Linked DNA regions of Homo sapiens: region 2 is linked to region 1. A link is an interaction called in ENCODE POLR2A ChIA-PET data of the cell type or tissue named here. Cell type or tissue: CD4-positive, alpha-beta T cell. All regions are shown on one strand.

Region 1 (2,500 bases):
ATAAGGTATTGTTATTGTATAAATAAAAGTACATTAATTTTCTGATATATTTTTACTTCAGGAATTTAGCCATAAAAGAGAATACTGAATAATTTAAACAATGCTCATAAAGCGCCAAAAATAATTGTCTTATCTCCCTGCTGTGCAGGAATGACAAATTTTAAAGAACTACATTATTAAATCTACAGAACATTTTATAATAATACTTAACTCCCACTCATGTTTCTTTTAATTCCTCTTCTTATAAAACAGACCCAGTGCACTTTTGTAAATTTCTAGAACATAGATTTCTGACCACTCAATATTATGTCCATTTCCTTATGTGACTTTACAAAAACATAATTTTAAGTGGTACTGTCTCCCTTGTCTACCCTAATTAAGCATATTGGCAGCAGAAAGCATTCACTTTGCCTTCTCGGACATGGAGTACAGGAATGTGTGCATTTTCCCCTCTGGAATGAGTTTTGCTCTCATAACAGATGAAATACTTGTAAGATAAATTTTTAAATAAAAATAAATTATCGTCAGATTTTCTAAAGTGTGGCACGGATGTCCCAATAGCCCAAAGACAAACTCAGGGAGCCAACTTTGGCATTCCAACAGTCCTACTGACCTCCACCCGATATAAAGCTCTGTCCATAATTACAATACAGAATTACGGCTGTAAATTCCCAAGATTCCTTTGGCAATGAAGGAGCCTCTAGTTCTCTGAATATGTCAGGTGTCTCCATCCCATGTCCATTTCTGTAATAGAACATCAAAGTATTAGCTCCATGGGGACCATGAATTGTCTGTTTTGTTCATTGCTACCAGGATCTGGAACAAGTATCTAAGATTCAAACCAATTTGAGAGCACACATTAGGCGCCAGACACTTGTTCTACTCAAACCGTTGTTCAGTTTTGCAGCAGTAGGATTACGTGGGGTGCCCATGTAAGAAGGGTCCCCTTACTCACAGTATTTACCATGTCCTGGGTAACAGGCAGATTCCCAGATGAATATCTTGGTCATCATAAAGTCAATCCGACATAGCTTGCCTACAGAACATCAGCTGCTTCATCTTGGGTGTTCTGCCTGGCCTTTGTAGAGAGAGTTGAACAGTCCCCCATCTTTGGGTAATTACACCTTACAGTGGCTTTTATCCAGACCACCAGGATGCCGGTTTTCTCAAGAATAACCTCCTGTGTGTCTGGATGATGTCTCGCCATCTGCAATTGTTCCACAGTCAGCTGCAGGTCCTGTATTAACCAAACTTGCTCTTGCACTCTGCAGCATTTAAAACCAAAAAACTGCCCTTAAATTTGTCACTCTCACAATCCATTTTAGTAAAGGTTTTTTGGGAAGCTGATGACAACTGATCCACAAAATGAGACAACTCCTTCACGCCATACCATTGGCTTAAGTCGTTTTTTGGTTTTGTCTTTCCCCCATGTGGTCTACCTTCTTGGTGACCAGAGGATTTAGAGTTACTTTCTCAGCTTAAGTTTCCCCTTTAGGGGTGGTTTTGAGGCTAGTAACTGAAGCTCAGACCAACCAAAATCTGAGCCTACTCCACCATCAAAGTCCGACCCAGCACTCACACTTTTACTTTCGTTTTAGCTATTACAAATAACAATAACCAAGAGATTGTAGATTTAGGATGCTTGTTATTATTTTGCATTGTCTTACAAATCCAATTGCCAACTCCTTGGAATTAAAGTCTACCACCATTTCAAAATTCCACCAGTAACTTTTACCTTTAGTATTTTTTTTTTTTTTTTTTGTGACGGAGTTTCACTCTTGTTGCCCAGGCTGGAGTGCAGTGGCTCAATCTTGGCTCACCGCAACCTCCATCTCCTGGGTTCAAGAGATTCTCCTGCCTCAGCCTCCCGAGTAACTGGGATTACAGGCGCATACCACCATGTCCAGCTAATTTTTGTATTTTTAGTAGAGACAGGGTTTTACCATGTTGACCAGGCTGGTCTCGAACTTTCGACCTCAGGTGATGTGCCCGCCTCGGCCTCCCAAAGTGCTGGGATTACAGGCATGAGCCACCATGCCCGGCCTAACTTTTACCTTTAGTAACTGATCACAACGAGACTGCAGTTTCATACTATGGGTGACTAGGTAGCCATCTAGGGATCAAAGTTTTCCTCATTCCCGCCCTTTCATCCTTTCTCTTCCCAAACTAAATATTAGTAAGGGCTGTTCTAGCAAATCCCATGTTTTCTGACACCAAATGAGTGGGGTTTCTTTCCACCAGAAACCAAATATGTGGTGTCTTTTCCAACAATTCAATTCAATTCAATTCTGACACTGACTCCCAGAGTTAGCGCCAGATACCACAGGTTAAGGGCTCAGTCCCATAAGACTGTCCTCCCTTCAGATGCCAGCTCTCAGTGAATGCCCAGGCTACCCACATTTCTGCTAGACTGACTATAAATTCAGGGGTTCCCCTGACCCCCCCACTTAGATTCAATAATTTGCTAAAATGACTCTCAGTACCCAGAAAAATGCTTTAC
Region 2 (2,500 bases), 130 kb after region 1:
GGACATGAGATTTGGGAATGGCCAGGGGTGGAATGATATGGTTTGACTCTGCATCCATATCCACAGGCAAGTCTCATGTCAAATTGTAATCCCCAGTGTTGGAGGTGGAGCCTGGTGGGAGGTGGCTGGACCATGGAGATGGTCCTTCCTGAATGGTTTAGCACCATACTTTTGGTGCTGTTCTCATGATAGAGTTCTCATGAGATCTGGCTGTTTACAAGTTTGGGGCACCTCCTCTCTTTCTCTCTCTCTCTCTCTTGTTGCTGCTCTTATCATGTAAGATGCCTGCTCCCACTTTGCCTTCTGCCATGATTGTAAGTTTCTTGAGGCTTCCCCAGAAGCAGATGCTGCCATGCTTCCTGTACAGCCTGTGGAACCATGAGCCAATTAAACCTCTTTTCTTTATGGATTCCCCAGTCTCAGGTATTTCCTTTATAGCAATGTGAGAGCAAACTAATCACCATGTCACCTGAGATGTCACCCGTATAGCCACTAGAGGAGCCAAGGCCAGCACAAGAAAACTTGGAAAGTAGAAAAATGTGTCTTCACTACTGACCTGTATTATCTAAAAAAAAGACTAATTTCTGTGAGAGTGGAAACCATGTCATTCTTACTCACTGTTGCATCCTTAATTTGGATATGTATAGTATATGCAAGAATGCAAGAGTTGGGATTACAATTTGACATGAGATTTGGTCATGTATGTGTATTGCACGAATGCAAGAGTTGAGGCTTCGAAGTCTCATAGTACATAGCAGGTACTCAAGAAACCATTGTTGAATGTGTAGATGATAGATGCATAGCTGGATAGCTAGATACGTAAACAAATGGATGTTGTTCCCTCCACGTGCCTTATGTTAACATGTTGGCGTAAAACAAACAACAAACCTCCAGATGGCTGCATTCAAGGGGAACATCTGATAGTTTGACACAGGAAGTAACTATCAAGTGAATGAAATTTTTTTTTTTAGTAACAGGAGAAGCCTTTTTGATGTGGCGCTCAACCTGAAAGTTGTTTTCTTCCTGTCAGGGTTAGGGTAGTATGGCACTTTGAAGACAGAGAAAATAAATTCCTGGGTATTAGCTGGCAGCTCTAGAAATCAGCACTGGTGAATTTTCCTTGGAGAATGGTTTCTCACATTTCAGTAAAATTTGGATCTGCCCAGTATCAAATAGAAAGGGAATAGCTAGACCTATACAAACACAGTTCATAAAGAATCTCAACCTAAAGTCTCAGGGTAGAGATGAGGGGTTGAACCACAGGGTTCAGCCCCCGCAGCTGCTCTCATAGGTTGGCACTGGGTGCCTGTGGCTTTTCCAGATGCATTTTTTTTAAATATCAGTAAACACTGGAACCTAAAGTCTCATTATGAAATCACGTTAGACTCCATTGTCTATACATGATTTAGCAACCCTGATAAAGTTAGTACTCTAGGATGGATAAGTGAGATGGGAGATGGGGTGGAACTGGGTATAAAACATTTTGAAGCAAAAACAAAGTTTCAGCAAATAGTGTTGAACTAAAAGAGTTCTTTCATAAGTGTTTTTAGCTATAGTTTTTACTGGTATGTCAGACTGAAATATAGGACAGAAGCAGCTTTCTTGAGGTATAATTTACATACCATAAAATTCACCTGTTAAGTGTACACCTCAGTGATTTTAGTAAGTTTATGCAGTTGTGCAACCACCACTACAATCCAATTTTCAAACATTTCTATTACCCCCAAAATTTCTCTTGCACACATTTGCAGTCAATTCCCAGTCTCATCCTAAGCCCCAGGGAATTACTATTCTGCTTTTTGTCTCTGTGGATTTAAATTTTCTAGAAATTTCACATAAATAGAATCATGCAAGATATAGTCTTTTGTGTCTGTCTCCTTTTGTTTCTCATACTGTTTTTGAAGTTCACCTGTGTGAACAAACTACTGATGTGTGTGTATATATACATATGTATATAGATGTGTGTGTATATATATAGATGTGTGTATATACATATATATATAGATGTGTGTATATACATATATAAACAGCTTTTTTTTTGTTGTTGTTGTTTTTAAGACGGAGTTTTCTCTTGTTGCCCAGGCTGGAGTGCAATGGCACGATCTTGGCTCAATGCAACCTCTGCCTCCTGGGTTCAAGCAATTCTCCTGCCTCAGCCTCCCAAATAGCTGGGATTACAGATGCCTGCCACCTTGCCTGGCTAATTTTTGTATTTTTAGTAGAGACAGGATTTCACCATGTTGGCCAGGCTGGTCTCGAACTCCTGACCTCAGGTGATCAGCCCGCCTCGGCCTCTCAAAGTGCTGGGATTACAGCCATGAGCCACCGTGCCCGGCCTTTTAGCTATTTTAAATAATGCTTTTATAAACATTTTTATACAAGTCTTAGCATGAGTATATATACATTTCTTTATTTTCTCAGGTAGACCTGTAGGAAATAAATTGCTGGGTCACATGCTAAATTTATGTTTAACTTTTTAAGATATTGCCAAAGTGGCTGC

The links. Peaks named below come from ENCODE experiments on the same cell type or tissue, not always from the same donor. Only the 100,000 strongest peaks of a DNase experiment are listed, where the experiment ranks them.
Region 2: POLR2A ChIA-PET joins it to region 1 with 5 read pairs; 6 of 35 experiments call an interaction of 5 or more read pairs at or near these places.

What each region holds. Positions count from the first base shown.
Region 1 is chr12:68,461,461-68,463,960 of GRCh38, forward strand. No RefSeq gene overlaps it. Among named protein-coding and RNA genes, the nearest start is that of LINC02384, 11 kb to the left of the region's middle. In CD4-positive, alpha-beta T cell, no CTCF peak of the experiment used is centred here; a DNase peak (open chromatin) is centred at 1,551; H3K4me3 peaks cover 787 bases; H3K27ac peaks cover 289 bases.
Region 2 is chr12:68,590,982-68,593,481 of GRCh38, forward strand. No RefSeq gene overlaps it. Among named protein-coding and RNA genes, the nearest start is that of RAP1B, 19 kb to the right of the region's middle. RefSeq lists an enhancer at 1,088-1,297. In CD4-positive, alpha-beta T cell, no CTCF peak of the experiment used is centred here; a DNase peak (open chromatin) is centred at 960; H3K4me3 peaks cover 521 bases; H3K27ac peaks cover 1,263 bases.